Linked DNA regions of Homo sapiens: region 1 is linked to region 2. A link is a loop called in an ENCODE intact Hi-C map of the cell type or tissue named here. Cell type or tissue: breast epithelium. All regions are shown on one strand. Each heading gives the region's core, and the rest is flanking DNA. Links, peaks and the distances in the headings are about the cores only.

What was found. Peaks named below come from ENCODE experiments on the same cell type or tissue, not always from the same donor. Only the 100,000 strongest peaks of a DNase experiment are listed, where the experiment ranks them.
Region 1: a loop joins it to region 2, with 21 times the contacts of the local background. A loop is called at or near these places in 6 of 110 quality-filtered maps.

The regions. Positions count from the first base shown.
Region 1 is chr6:166,615,878-166,624,168 of GRCh38, forward strand. The region is part of intron 1 of RPS6KA2 (ribosomal protein S6 kinase A2); the gene reads right to left. Among named protein-coding and RNA genes, the nearest start is that of RPS6KA2, 7.2 kb to the right of the region's middle. RefSeq lists enhancers at 2,643-3,409, 5,070-5,570. In breast epithelium, for the core only: no CTCF peak of the experiment used is centred there; a DNase peak (open chromatin) is centred at 4,194; H3K4me3 peaks cover 452 bases; H3K27ac peaks cover 5,191 bases.
Region 2 is chr6:166,442,926-166,451,256 of GRCh38, forward strand. It overlaps RPS6KA2 (ribosomal protein S6 kinase A2), which reads right to left. Exons shown (of 21, transcript NM_021135.6): 13 at 8,178-8,308; 14 at 5,799-5,924. Among named protein-coding and RNA genes, the nearest start is that of RPS6KA2-IT1, 18 kb to the right of the region's middle. RefSeq lists an enhancer at 6,629-7,295. In breast epithelium, for the core only: no CTCF peak of the experiment used is centred there; no DNase peak of the experiment used is centred there.

The DNA of each region.
Region 1 (8,291 bases), core at 292-8,291, 170 kb after region 2:
TTGTGAACAAGGGGATGGATCTGCTGCATTTGGGAGACATCTCCCTGCATACACAGGCCTCACTGCAGTCATTCTCATTCAATGGAATTCAGCCTAAATGACGACGCTTTTTAGACACCCAATCCCTGTAACAGCAGTCCCTGCGCTAGGCCTCTACCGTGTCTCTTGCCGTACCCTGCCACCCACTGTGTGTGGGTGCAGGGACGCAGCCTCAGTGGGGAGAAGGTGCCAGTCAGACCACACCCCGGCTGACCTGCCATGCCACCTGAGAGCCCCCCAGCACTCTGGAGTTTCATTTATTACGGGTCAGACCCTGTAAGGCAGATGTTATACTAATTTTACAGAGAAGAAAATTGAGCCTCAAGAAGTTCCCATTGGTGACCTTGCCAAAGTCATATGAGTGCCACATAGCAGAGCCAGAATTCACAACATGGGGGCTACCTCCAAAGCCCCAACCCCGACGCATGGATCACAGGCAACAGCTCCCCTCACCAGCTGCAGGAGAAATCACCACCACCACTAACGGGACCCGCCCTGCTCACCAGCAGCAGCTCTCATGCCTGCCTGAGGCCATGTCAACCGAGTCGCTCCTGTCCAGCAACACGTGTTCACATACATGACGGTACAGTTGCGGACAGCTCCGGTAGGTGCATGGCGCACCTTCTACAGCCTAGGGACAGCCAGGCTCAAGAGAGGGAGATGAACATGCAGAACCCCCGACCCTGACTCCGGAAAATGGCTCCAAAGGCTCTCAGCTGCAGGTCCATCCTTCCCATCCATCCTCCCTCTGCCAGGCCAGAGCCCAGGCCCACAGCTCTGAGCTGCATGTGGGTGTCAGGCCAGCTGGGGAGCAGGGCCTGATGGCCACATGTGGGTGTGGCAGGATTTTTGCCCTAGAGACCTGGGCTCACACAGGGGCAGTGAGCCCACTGTGGTGCCCATGGGGGGCTGCCCAGCAGGAGCCACAGTGCTGACCTAGCCCAGAGCCACCAAGGCCCCTGACAACAGGTGCCTGACTCTCCTAATCTAAGGTGCGCCAAGGCCCCTAACACCCAAGAGGAAGAGGAACAAATGAATGTGGGAGAAAGAACTGAGCCCAGAAGGTTCATGGGTCCAGGTACAGGAGAGCCCTTGACAGAAGCCCGGCTCTGCCTGACAGAAGGTGCCGGGCGCCCGCTCCATCGTGGGCCGAAGGCAGTCACAGGCTGGAATGTGCAGAGGGAAGTCATTCATCACAGAAACTCAGCGTCAGGAGTCAAAGACTTTAAATCTCACTATAAATCTCTATCAGCAATGTCACGAAGGCCATCTTCCTAGAATAAAACCTATTCTAGAAGCAACAGCTTTTAAAACAAACATCCTTATTGACTTTTCCTGTTTTTCTATTTCTTAAAAATTACCAGCATTAATACATGTGGAAATCTGTGCATTTTAAAAAATGTTGATAGTTTCTCAATCTTTTAAGATATTTTGTTGCTTTTAAAAATTTTTAAGTAATCAAAGTTGTTCGGGGATTTTTTCCCAAAAATGTTATTGTAAGATAACACTAGATCAGCTATATTGTGAGCCTAGATTAGACATTTTTTCTACAGAAAATTTTTCAAGGCCAAACAGTAGTTAGTAAGAAACCCAATGCCAGCACCACCTCATGCTGTTATGTGGTTCTCTCGTGGCTTCTGAGTAATTTGACTTACGCGACGGTTTTAATGACCTCCTCCTCCATTGGCGTCAGGTAAGCACCACTTTTTGTCTGCATTTTAACCCTCTACACCCAAGTCCTACTGATAATTTAGGCACGTAGTGAATAGTCAGTCCATGGCTAATTCCTAAGATAAAATGTCCTAAATGACCTCCAAGGACTTTGTACATATTAACCTAGAAGCTGCGAATTACATGGAGAATGGCCACGCATGGCTCGGGGGCAACGGTCCCGCAACAGCCACAGCTGTCTGTGGCTGCCGAGCAAACGCCAAGTCCAGCCTGCGGCACCTTCCTTCTGCACAAGCTTCACCAGCATTTTTAGCGGCACAGACCACAAATCAGCCCGAGGTTTTCTGTAAATTCACACACAGCAAAGAAGTATTATGGGGTCCAGGCTGATGACACCATTGGGGAGAACCCGTGTGCTCTGTCCCGGATGGCTGAGAGAACGTGAAGCTCTGCAGACTCGGAGCCTGGCCATGCAAGGGGACCTGTGATTCAGGACACTTCTTAAAACTCCAGAATATACCACTGTGGGTGACCAAGCCTTGAAACTCCAGAATGTTCCCACCATGGGTGGCCAAGCCACATCACAGGGAAGAAACCTTCAATGTGCTTTCTGTGCAGCACACTCCTCTCTTCTGTGATCTGAACACGAACCACCACCTCTAGGCTAGGACTCAGATGCAGTGAGCTCCACTATACCCACAGTCACATACGGACAGTAACTTCTCTTCCCGAATCCTGTCTGGATCCAAGTGTCCCTGGGCCAGAGTCTCCCTAAGAGACAGCCCTGAGTCCAAGCCCCTGAGAAGCTCAGGGCCATGCAAAGCAGGAGGCCTGGGTGTGGAAGGGGTATGGGTAGGGCCTGAGAATGGACTGAGGGGCAGACAGTTCAGGGAAGGGAAGATCACTGGGGTAGAGAGGTGACCTGGAGGGAGGTCAGCGTGGGCAGGGGTGAGACCAAGGAAAAGATTGACCATCACTAGAAGATCAGGCTCACAGGCAGTGAGAGGCCTTGGCTGAGTGGGAGGTGGAGATAGTAAAATGAAAACACGGGCACTACTCTATAACTCCCATGGCAATTCGGGCAAATGCCCATCACCTCCGTTACATCCAAGCTTCGGGAGGGTAGGACGAGCGTCTCAGACGTACATCTCTTCTCCTGCCTCACGCACACAGAGTGATTGTGGCCAGCTCATTTTAGCAGGTCACACTCCCTTCCCTCCATCAGTTGTTGTTCTGCTGTCATGAGCCTTGACACCGCAGTACGACGCGCTCAGGAAGACATCAGGACAGAGGTCTAGACGCTTACAACCCTGAGAGACACACTGGACGCTGCGCGCAAGAGCCCTGTGCATATGGACTCCGATTGACGCCATCAGATTCGCCCACAAGCCCTGTGCGTATGGGCTCCAATCGATGCCATCAGATTCGCGCACCAGCCCTGTGCATATGGGCTCCCATCGATGCCATCAGATTCGCGCACGAGCCCTGTGCGTATGGGCTCCCATCGATGCCATCAGCAAAGTTTTTTCACTTCTTTGTTGGGTTGTACTCTACAAGGACTTGACTGAGTCACACATCATGATCCATGCGTTTTCTTTGTTAAGATCTAGAAATAAGAGACAGACCCAACCTCATGCTGTGTCTCGGGTTCTCTGGAATGAAGGCAGTCAGCTATAGTCACCACTTTGATTCCCGCAGCCCGTCTGTTCAGTCCCTGAAGTGATGAGAAACCAAGAAGAATTCAAGAAGTCAAAGGTGTTCTAAAAATAAATGCTCTTTTGAAAGTTGTTTTGTTTGTCTGTGTTTCTTTCCTTCGCTATGTTCAAAGTCAACCAATCAACAGAGTTGCTTTAACAAGTTACAGGCAAGAGGGCTTCTCGTAGCACCTTTGCAAGCATAGTGTAGAACGCAGCAGTCTCTCCAGGGCTTGACCCTGTGACAGAGAGCCCAGGGCCCCAGGTGCCTGCAGGAGCTGACGGCCATGTGGCCTGAAGTCTTAAGGCTCGTGGAGGGCCTGCAGAGCCCCCTGGGCTTCCTGCCTCCTCCCAGCCTTGCCCGGCTCCCAGCTTTTCTCACACAGAGTCCTCTCAAAGCCATCTTCTCTGCTCCTCTTGTGTTTTACCCACAGTTCAGAACAAGAGGCTTCCTTGGTTTTTCACCCTCAGAAAGATTGTCCACATGATATTATGGATGTAAAACTATTTGGAAGCTAATATGATATCTGACCTTAGTTCTAGAGAACTAGTTGCAATTATCCTGGGCTGAGAGCATTAAAATTGGGACCTGTGCGAGCTTCTTAAGTAGTCGCTAGGGCATTTCTACCATAACCATTCCAAAACAAAGTCATTCAAAGTAAAATCCCCCCACTCCTCCTGTTATAAATTTGGCCTCACAGTTTAATGAGTAAAAGCTGCAAGCCCACAGGCCCTTGGCAGGATGTGTGGCCAAGATGTCTTGGTGCAAAGAATGTTACCGTGCACTTCGAGTGCAGAGACTGCTCTCCACAGCAGGCCCCAGGCTTGCATTCTGGCTAATGTCCATCTGAAAATTCAGATTGTGAAACTACAGCATACGAATCATTCCACAGGTATGAGGCCTGTTTTTCTTATTTGTCAATCTCATTCAAGCCTTTCTTTTCTTTGGCAACAGGAGGAAATACACTGGCCAATACCTAAGTACTAATCTTTGATTCATTTTTTAAAAATCTTGCTAATTTCATACAGAAGACAGAATAACTGAAAGAAGAAACAATTCTTTTCTCTAAAAGGCTAGATAATTTCTACCAGTGCCTTCTCCTTTCTCCCAACAGTCCCCACTCAGCCATTCCTTGTGGGCTGATGCCAGAAACAGCGTGGAAAACAAGTCTGTTTTCCAAGAGGGGCTATTACCACGAATTATGTTTAAAATGACAGCATCAAAGATTAAACCATCATTGTATATAAACTTAACATAGCTATAACCTAGGAAAAGCTAGTTTCATGGTGATAATACTAATTAGAAACAGATGTGTATTCAAAGGGGCAAGGAAAGAGGCTGGCAGGAGAGAAAAAACATTTTTCCCCCATAATGTAGTGCAAGAACCTTTACAGATATGGTCTCACCAAAGTCAGCTTTGTGCAACACCACGGATGCCAAGTGCAAGCTGTCCTGACAAGGCACATTTCACTGATGAAGCATTTAATAAATTGCAGATAACCCTTATTACAGGGTTACCCCTATTTTGTAGCTGGGGAGACAGGTGCTCAGAAGGATTCAGTGGTTTGGCAAGGGAGACAGCAAGAACACTAGGGCAGTGTGAGGTGGCTGGGAGAAGGGGCAGCCGGCAAGGTCAGGCACTTCCCACGGCAGGAGACTGGCACCGAGCAGGGGCAGGAGGGAAACAGGGACACCACCTGCTCCATGCCTGCAGAATCCTACCTCCACGGGGCAAGGCAAGGGCAAACCACCCAGCCTGGGGAGCTTTGCACACCAAGGCTCATAGAGGAAGACTGGCTAGGGAGCATTCGCCGAATGGAATCAGGTAGGGCTCTCATATCAGTAGCATTCTTGGGAACACCCTCTGACTGATCTCCAGGAACGCATGCAAATGACTGCATAACATATGCAAATGACTGCATAACAACAGGTACACATCTTGGCTGGTCGGAAACACTGCTTCTGGCCTGCTTGGTAATAAATCCTAGGTGTATGGTTACGCACATTTGTCCTCCACGCCCTGATATGCAGGTGCCTCCGGCTTCCTTGTAGCTGCACCATTATTTTCCCCTAGCTAAGCAGTTAGCAGGCAAGGCTTCTCACGCAGCTGCAAGTCAGATGTGATTAACAGTATTTCATATGGAATATATTTGTGTCTGATCCATTTGCTTGATTAAATCACACTGTAGCTTAACAGCCTATTTGTTGATAATTTTTACTTATTTGAATTCAATGTAATAGCTTTTACTAGTGAAAATATATCAGCAAACATAAAACGCTGAGAAAATGCAACACAACCTAATTCAGTGTAATCAGAAATAAAAGCAGAGCATTCTAGAGAATGCTGCTAGTCTTAGACCAGCTCTGCTTATTTAATAAGCACAGATCCTTGGAGCAAAAAAGGTAGAGTATTTCTGGCTAAGTTACTGGTTACCAACTCCACGTCATACAAAGTAAACTCATCCTGGTCCCCCATATCAAAGGAGCACTCTCCTGGCAGCTCCCTGAAGGTCCCCAAGGCCGCACACATCTCTGGTTGACCCGAACGTTGCCTTCATCCTGAAGCTACAGCCCTAAAGCCTCTTTCCTCCCCTTCCCCTTCACAGCCAGCAGCCCTGGAAGCTGCCTCAGAGAGTTCATACTTCTCCCACCCACTATTAAATTGCCACTTCTGAGAAACTATTTGCCCCACATGTGAGAAACAGAATGAAATTCCAGGTAAATGGTAAGTCAGAGGATGTGAACATAGTTCCTTTTTTATTTAATGGGCTTCCACTTCATTCTTCTACTTCTGAATGCATGAAAAATAGTCTGAACAGTCTTTGCTGTGCTGGGTGTGGCCAAAGACAGTCAGCACGTGGGTTTACGGAAAAGGACGGGCAAAGCAAAAGGGGCAAAATCTCACTACGTTTAGTTGTCTTTTCACATCGTTTAAAAAAACAACAACACTATTTCGGGGATTTTTCCTGAACGTAAAGAGAGAAAGTATGTAATGAAATTCCAAGCATAAGGCATATCACAGAAATTGTGACCACAAATAAGGAATTAAGCTTAATGTCTTTAAAATGAGTATATAAAGGAGCAAAAAGAAGAACAAATTCCAATTCAGTATTCACTAATATGGACTATTTATTGTGGTTTTTTTTTGGCTGTCAGAAAATCCAATAAAATTAAGATAAACATAATTTCTTTGGGAGCATTTATTGAGAGTACCTGAAAATTATCTTAATTAGAAATGGTTTTCTTGGAAACCACCCAAGATCTAGAAGAAGAGCTCACCTATCATGCCCCAAGAATAAGCCTTAGTGGTAAACTTTCCAGGAAGCTTTCTTTTTATCCATGACTGGAGCCAATATTGTTCCTGATGCTTGCTAAGAGTCCCTTCACACTTCCTTTATTAGGATACCATGTTTTCCTTAAAAGGGATGAGCAATTAAAATGTCTTTATATGTACAGATAGATGAATTCTGATGATCTGTGACCACCAGAAATAGAAATAAATTGACAATTGATCTAATCAGACCATTTAAATCCAAAGCTGCCAATAATTTCACAGCACTTATACCCTGATAGCAAGCTTCTTTTGACTTGTTTGCCTCTATTGTTAGACATTAAGCTCACTGAGGGCAGGGATCCTATTTTTATGTCCCAGTTGCTTAGCACAATGCACACAGTATGTGCTAAAATCTTTTGAGTGTATGAACAATTGAGCAAATAGATAAATAAAACGAAATTCTCCTTCCACTCAGCAGTTCATCACTAGCAATATCCCAGGTAGAGTCTCGCATTTTGTCTTCCTCATTCACTCCCTACTGTCTTTCAGGAGAAATGCCAGTTACAGCTGAAATAGCTCAAATAATAGGTCACCAAAGAGAACCCTCTGGCTTTGGTAACTCCAAACTAATAACTGCTTCCTAAATGAAATGACTTTGCATATTGACACCTTTAGCAAGTTGGTGGAAGTCTTGAGTTAATAATCTCACTTTTAATTAGTTTAAATGTACATTCCCTGTTGGAAGAAATACAAACTAAGCTTTGGAGGTTCCACATCCCATCTTCTGAGGCTCTACTGGCGTGTGGAAAGGTTGAGTGGGGAGAAGATTCCTTTCAGCTCAGTGGACCTATGGTTCTGCTAAGTTAGGACGGTGAGGGTGGTGCATTTCCTTGCTCTCAAAGCCACCTTAGCTCATTAGGCAACTGGCATGGGTAACGTATTTTGTAGATAAGTGCAGTGACTCATAGGCCAGACACTCAGAGGGTATCCTATCCCAGCCAGGTGACGGTAACTCCAGCTTAGCAAATGGGCCAGTGTCCCCTTTCCTCATCTATGAAGTGGACTGTTGAATGAGATGCAGGTTACTCTGCCCAGCAATGTGTCGTGGTTCTTAGGCAATACTGTCAATGCCCTGAAAGCAGAGCTCTCTTGGGGATGAGGGTCTTGCGGTCACTGAGACCTGACACCTTTCTGGGGCACACCCATGGAAGTCTATGGAAGATACCCAGTTTTCCTCTAGAAACCCCCAAAATTATAGTTGCCAGAGTCAACAACTTGGCCATCTCACTTGGTTCTATGCTGATAGAGGACAAAAATATTCAGTGAATTTCATTTTAATCTGTAATTAATAAACTGTTTCCAAATATGATTAAGTAACCTGACTTCTCTGTCACTTAGGGTTTAGCAAATGTTGGGTTATGGACGTAAAATTTATTTTAAAATCAAGTATGTTCAGAGAAGTTTTGCCAAGCATAAATGTAAAAGAGAGGAAAAAAAAGAAGGAACTTTAGAAATTTCTCATTATTTAAAAAAATAAAAAATGAAAATAAATAAAATCAAGTATGAAAACATTAGGACTGAGTCTCTCTCTGAAAGCCTTTTAAATGAAGAT
Region 2 (8,331 bases), core at 87-8,086:
TACCGACCCCTCAAGAAGTTGAAAATGCACATATAACTTTTGACTTCGCCAAAACCTAACTAATGTCCCACTGTTGACTTAAAGCTTTACCAGTAACATAAACGGTCCATTAACACATATTTTGTATTTGTATAATTATATACTGTATTAAGAATAATTATACAATTATATACTGTATTAAGAATACAGTATATAATTCTGTAATAATACGATCTAGAGGAAAGAAAATGTTACTAAGCAAATCATAAGGAAGAGAAAATACATTTAGTGTATGGGACTGTATTTATGGATATAGTGAGTTTATGCCATCTGTTCACAAGATGGATCGTCTGTCTGAAAAGGGGGGCACTCACAGCTGCAGACCTCAACCTGGGGTACGTATCATGCAATTCAACTTTTGTTTTTTTTGGTCATGTGATGACTTTTCTCTGCCTCTTGGGAGCACTCACAGCGTCCCTAGTGGCACGGGACTTCTTAGTGGTTCTATGGTGTTATTCAAGGTTTATGGAACTGCACTAAACACGGTGAAAAATATGTGAGAACCACAAGATACCATTTTTTACTGCTATTCCCAATTCCCTGGAGAGACAGACTCCTCACATGGAGACGAGGAGTGTCACAGGACGTTTAAAGCGGATCCTTCCAACACCTGAGCTTACTACAGCAGCAATGGAAGGCTGCTGTGAAATTCTTACGGTAGTGCCATATTCGCCACAGTTAATTTGCTGCAGCTATGATTTAATGCTGAATCTATGTTTGTTTACATTTATCTCAACTGCAAATGGCGCCACGTATGGTCTATGCTTGAGCACATAAATTTTGATACATTTTAAGTTTGTATAATAAATCTGTGTATATTTTATAGTAGAAAATGATAAAATAGACTAGCATCTATGTATATTTTATGCATCCTGACATACCATTTTCTTAACTTTTTAAATATTTCTAGGCTATGTGGTTTGTCTGTGAGTTTCTTCAAATTGTAACAAATCTCTAAAAAATTTTCCAGTATATTTACTGAAAAAAATCTGCATACGTGGATCCTCACAATTCAACCCCGTGTTGTTCAAGGGCCAACTGTATATATTTACATATTCCCCCACCAATATAATGCCAGGAATCCTTCCATTTATACAAATCAGCACTATCTAGAATATGTACCTAATTATGTTAAGCAACAAAGTCCTAAGAATAAAATAAAAACAAATAATTCCCTCTCTCAATTCTTATAAAGTGAATACAGCATCTTTGATGGAATAGGAATATTATTTTTTCTTTCAAATACACCTCTCCCCTTCCTTTTAATCCTCCTGGATCACGATTACCTCCAACACTTAATAGTCACTTCTATTTTAATCTTATTTTAAATGAAGGGTGCCCTAATGTGCGGACAGCAATGCAGCCATCCGTCATGCTATTTTGAAGCCCTATACAACTTCATCGCCCACCACTAGTCTCCCTGGGTTGGTTATAAAAACAAAGGCGGACTTTAGTTTTCCATTAGATTACTTAGCTGTTTTGTCCCAATAAAATGGCTTGTAGTTATTAGAAAGTAGGGCACATCTGTTCACCTACAATGTGTCTGATAAAAGGAAGAGGAAGCGCTGAGGGAACATAATAGCTTTTCTCATTCAACCATCAGAGCACTGGCTGGGGGCACCGGCAGAATGCGCTGCATCAAGTCCAGCCTGAAACAGTGCCGTGCGCGTGAGAAGGAAGAGGGTCGGTGTCTTCCCGCCCGAGGCCGGACTGCCCCAGTGAAGGATCTTGGACGTTCTAGTGTTGTTTGCCGAAGTCGAGAGGGAGGGACAAGCCTGGGAATCCAGGTTGTCATTCAGCCCACGTGAATTGAGCCCCTGCTCTAAGCTGGGCACTGTGTTGGAGACTGCGATAGCTAGAATTGGTCTTAATTTTAGTCCTAATTTTAGGACCGATTCTAGCTGTCACTTCCCACAACCTTTGGCAGAGTACCCAGCATATAGCAGGGACTCAAGTTAAAAATGCAGCTGAAAATAAATGCAAAGTGAACAATCTTGTCGTTTGATTTACTCAGGTAAACTGGTTTCAGTAGAACCTTAAATGTAGTTTACGTTATTCAGGGTAATTATGGTGGCAAAATTAGAAACCTGCAAAAATGCAGAAATAACTTAAAGCAAAATATAATGATATTCTAAGAATGTGAGAAGTACTATGATTCCATACTCACTATGAACCTCCATACCTGACCGTCATAGAGGTGAAGAGCTGGCCCCACTCTCCTCTTAGAAGGACCTGCACTTTAAGTCACGGCCCAGTCACAGTGGGGTGGGGGTGGGGGGCTGCCCGCAGCACGTGGGGAACACTGAGCTGTTGGTCGGTCATCATCCTGTTGCTAAAGGACTCACCAGAAACTCAATGAAGAAGAAAAACTCCATCCCCATCTCCAAAATATCAACCTCCTGGCCTTTATCTACATGAGACCTGCTCTCACCCACAAGGATGCTGAGGCTGGGCTTCTCAACCTTTCGTTGGGGCAGCAGGTTGTGGGGGCTGTCCTGTGCACACAGGATGCTAACCAGCTTCCCTGACCCGTATTCACCAATGCCAGGAGCCCCTGTCCCAGCTGGAAAAACCAGAAAGTCTCCAGACATTGCCAGTGTCCCCTGGGGGCCACAGTTACCCCAAATGAATATGACTGCCCTGGGCAGAATCCATCGATTCTGGTCACTCTCCTCATTGCTTACTAAAGATTGCTGCATTTCTCTTTCTGTCATTACTCGGTGGGGACATTTCTGGGTCATCCCTGCCATTGAATGGGAGGATGCCCTGTCTGGCTGTGACGGGACTGCTTCTGAAGCAGACCCCGTTTGTATCCATGAGCCAGGGGTAGGTGGGATCGTATACGGCTCAAGCGGCAACTGGGAGTGGTAAAGCCGGATTCTAGTGACAATCTCGGCTGGACATCTGCTGAGCTGAGATCCAACTCACACATCAGATAATCAGCTGCCACATGCTTAGTTCTGGGTCATGTTAGAAGTCACCGAACTTTGCTGTTTCTTAGTCCATCAATAGGTGGGGATGCTGCTTCTCATGAACAAGTCAGCAGATACAGACAAAGGCCAAAAGTATTTCAACTACATTCCACCTGGAAATGCTGAAAACAAAACCGCACAGTGCTCTGCACTGGGTCAAAGCAGTTTTGGTAACAAGTGGACCCATTCTAAATAACAAGCTCGTTGCACAGAAATGCCAATTCGTCCATCTTGGAAGGAAATCCAAACAACCGTGTCTACCTGCAGATAATTGAACTTGTTGTCACCGCTCCCTTGACCGGCTGAAACGTGCTTCTGAAGTGGCTCTGGTCACAGGAGCCTTCTGGACCACGAGCCACATCTCTCTAAAAAGTCCCGGGCCGTTCATGGGGCTGCACCTTCCCGTGCTCGGTTAATTTATGCATCTTCCAGACTACACATTATTACCCACTGTAGTCTCAGAAGGGACAAGGGAAATCCCTGCCATGTCTGCTGGCCAACTTTGTCCAGGGAACTTCAGGGTTTGTGAAAGAGAAACAGGAAGACCGGGCTCTTTCTTCTACCATCGGCCAGAGCCACAGTGCCTGGCTTCTCTCCCCGAGAGCTGTTGCTGAAATTCCACAGAGTTTGACCTCAACAAGATCTTTGAGGACTGACGGACTGAGTTTAAGCTGTGTAACAAAGCTGAATTCAGACAGTGTCCATATAAGAGCTGGATATGGGAATATTAGGAGAAAACACACCATCGCCTCGTCACTGGGGGATTTACTTGCAGAGGCACAAAATGGGGGCTGATCCGCAGGCTGTTTCTGGAAGGGCACCGCGGCTGCTGGGCTGACCAAACCGTAGGCTTGTTTCTTTGAGCTCACTGGGAAGCAGTGATTGTTTCTGGGATTGCTGTCTGTCACCTGGTAAATAATCTAAAGAAATCCTGTGAGCAATGACTCAGGCAGAAAAAAATTCCAAGGAGCCTATGTAGGCTTACGAAGCACATGTGAAATACGTTTCAAAGTACAAGTGAAATTCTCTTGTCTAAGGCAGAATACAGGTCTGCTCTTCACCACTGGAACATCTGGACACAGGAACGGCACCTGGGTATGCAGATGGTAGGCGCCCATCTAAGTGCTCCTTTAAAAAACTCTCCCAATGGGATGGAGGAGCAGGACAAACCAATCTCAACAATCCAAATCCTAGAAACGCATGAAGCCTACGCGCCCCAGGCTGCAGAGGCAACCACTTCATAACAAAACTTGGTTTTCTCCTGCCCTTCACACCACGGGTGGACATTCTACCATGACAGTAACCCTCGCTGCAGTCTCCACCCAATTACAGTTCCAGGAACTGTAAATCATGATCTATTTCCTTCCATTCACCCTTCCTGGATGTGTTCAAGACTCTGGGCAGACTAAACACAGAGATGGTATCAGAGCAAATCACAAATTGATTATTTCTCCATATTTAAACTTTCTTTTTTTGTTTGAGAAATTCAAGATAAATTTGTCAATAATCCATAAATTCTTGACCCAAACAAAATCAAGGGACCTGAGATTTTTTTTCGGCTGGCGTCTTCTATGACAGCAAAGCGTTTTCCCAGTGCAAGAAACACGGTAGACGTTCCCAGTGAATATGCTTGAGGATCCCAGGCCATGCTTGAGGATCTACCCTTTTGAAATACCTGTTTTCACAAAATGTCAGTGGAGCTCTGGGCAAATGAGGATGGAACTGGGTCATCTCAACATTGTCATTATTTTGAACAATCTCTTCAGAGTGTAGGAGAATCACAGTTGATGAAAATTACTCTTTTTACACGACTTGCTGGCTGGGCAGATGTTCTTTGAAGGGCAAGCGTAGCACCGTGTGCTACAGACGTGTCTGGGAATAAGCCGGGAGGGTCCTGGTCATGATGGCAACACAGGCTGGGACCTCGCTCTGCGACAGCCTGGGGTTTGGCTCCACTGGAAAGGGGCAGAGTTTCAAGTGTCTCTTGCTGTCTTTTGGAGAGGATGTACAATGTATCTTTTTTTAACATAAATTTCATTCTGATTTTAGCAGGAAGCTTTACCTTTAATCCACATTTTACTAACCAAAAATCTCTAGAAACTGGTATTCTGGATTCCCAGATCAAATATTTAAGCAGCAACAATTACGAAAGCTAAAGTTACTATGTAGAGATTGCCAAATTGGGTTACAAAGAATTGTTTCTCTATACTGTTCTTGACGGTTGGGAGTAAAACCATTAGCTCTCTGCCAAAGTTTGTTGTAAGTAATACAAGCTTATTTATTTCTTTGAGTATTTTCTTCCTCCCTTTTTTCTTTCCTTCCTTTCCTTGCCAAATTCTATACCTGTCCCCCAACTCTGTTTTCTCAAAATACTGGGGGCCCAAAACTTTTGCTCTTGGTGTATGTCATACACCAAGCTACGAAAGGTGCTCAGTCCCTGCGTGGTACATATGACTGAAAATATTCATGATTTGCAAAACTACCTTTTAATGGGTGACCTCATATCAAAGCAAACTGAACTCCATCATATCAGAGCTTGGAAAATGGCAAATGGAGAGAATGTTCACTCAGGCTCAGGTGTCCCTGCTGGAGTCACTGCACAGCTGAGCACGTGAGCACATATGCTGTGCTCCTATGCTCCGTGCTCCCATGTGCTGTACATGCTCCCACACGCTGCACTCACACAGGGCCCTGCTATGCTCCTATGCTCCGTGCTCCCACATACCACACGTGCTCCCACGCGCTGCACTCACACAGGGCCCTGCTCACTCAGCAGGCCTGCCTTACCTTCACGGCATACTCGGTGTCTGTGGCTTTATGCACACATCGCTTGCACACTGAGTAGGAGCCCACCCCGATGTCCTCCTTGATCTCGTAGCCATCGGTGAAGTGGATGTTGTTCCCGTGTAACTGCTGCAGAGGGACCAAGAGAAGAAGAGTTGTCGGAACCCTCACACGAGGGGACGGTGCAGCTACACGCACACAGAATGTGGGGCGAAGAGAGGCACCGACTGTGAACTGAGTGTGTGGAGGCCTGGGAGCTCATGGGTCCCCCTGCCCAAGGCTGCAGAGCTACTTAGTGATGTTCTTGACCTAAATGCCAGCTTCTCTGATTCCTTGGGCTATGACTCTTAACTTTGAGACACCAGGCCGTTCTGTGTCCACTGGCTGGTATGTTTCTCGCAAAGATCTGAGAGCAGGAGAATGTGAAAGTGAAAAGGAAGTGCTGGCAGCTGCTGGGTGCGTGGCTCCAATGCCTGTGTGCAGAGCAAGACTCTGGATGGAAACATCTCATCGGAAATCTGACTCCATGGTGTCCAAGTCACAGCCTGCTCTGACCTGCATGCAGCAGCCCCACCCACCCGCTCTTAACTAAGACAGAAAGCCACCATGGCAGCCTGCACTGTCATGACAACGTCTACTTTACACACCTGTATTTCTCCAAAGGCCAGGGAAGGAAATAGGATGGAAATCCAATGCCATTCAACTTACCCGGATTTCATTCTTAAATAAGTTTAATCATAATTAGAATTAAGTTTAACCCCTTAGAATTCTCTGTATTCTGGTTACATTTATTAGGTGGGAAACTCATTATGAAAATACCACCTTCCAAAGACCTCCCAAAGATTCCATTTCATCATGGGAAAATGATGCCCACAAATTAAACTGCTACCCTAGGGTCCTGGCTGGGCTCCACACAGTGAAGATGCTCCAGTCTCTGGCCATAGACACCATGGTGACATTCTTCCCAGGGCTTTACCTTCCCTCTTTAAGACGAATGCCAAGTAGGGTAGGAGCAAGGGCTCAGAACACCATGGAATACCACCACGGAGACCATTACAGGGACCACCATGGGAGCCACCACGGGGACCACCATGGGAACCACCACAGGGACCACCACGGGACAACCACGAGGACCACCATGGGAACCACCACGCGGACCACCATGGGACAACCACGAGGACCACCATGGGAACCACCATGACAGACTACCACAGGGACCACCACAGGAACCACTACAGGGACCACCATGGAGACCACCACAGGGACCGCCATGGGAACCACCATGGATGTCACCTAAGGGACCACCACAGGAGCCACCATGGGAACCACCACAGGGACCACCGTAGGAGACCATCATGGGTACCACCGGGGAACCACCATGGGGACCAACATGGAGACCAACACAGGGACCACCATGGGAACCACCACAGGGACCACCAGGGAGACCACCATGGGGACCACCACAACAGGGATCACCATGGGAGGCTACCCTAGGGACCACCACAGGAACCACCACGGGAACCACCACAGGGACCACCATAGGAGACCATCACGGGTACCACCAGGGAACCACCACGGGGACCACCATAGGGACCACCAGGGGGACCACCACAGGGACCACCATGGGAGGCCACCCTAGGCACCAGCATGGGGACCACGACAGGGACCACCACAGGAGATCACCACAGGGACCACCACAGGGACCACCATGGGGACCACCACAGGAACCACCATGAGGACCACCATGGCTACCACCCCAGGGACCACCCTGGGAGACCACCATGGGGACCACCAGAGGGACCACCCCAGGGAACACCATGGGGACCACCACAGGGGACCACCCAAGGGACCACCATGAGGACCAACACAGGAGGCCACCATGGGGAATATCCATGGGAGACCACCACAGGGACCACCCCAGGGACCACCCTGGGAGACCACCATGGGGACCACCACAGGGACCACCACAGGGACCACCACAAGGGACCACCCCAGGGAACACCATGGGGACCACCACAGGACACCACCATGGGGACCACCACAGGGACCACCACAGGAGGCCACCATGGGAGTATCCATGGGGACCGTCACAGGGACCACCACTGGAGACCACCATGGGGGCCCACAATGTGAGACCATCACAGGAACCACATGAAGGAGCACCACGTGAGATCATCATGGGGACCGCCATGGGGGATAACCACGAGGGACCACCATGGCAGACACTCAGAACAATGGGAAGTGTGAGGGAAGAATTGGTGATTAAAGTCCACCCATCCTAAGCACCCAACCCCCGGGTGACTGAGGCCACAGGGAACACCAGAGTCACCCATCATCCAAGTGCCCTCTTACCCCCAACCCACTGCAGGCAAACACAGTTACCTGCACGATTGGGTGAACTGGGACTTTGTGCAGATCTTGCTGTGAGGGCTCCTGGATCAGGCTTGAGGCCACAAAGCTGAATCCTCTAAACAGGTGATGAGCGTTTGCACTCGGGGGGACGCCAGGAGAGTCTGTAGGTGACAGGGGCAGAGTT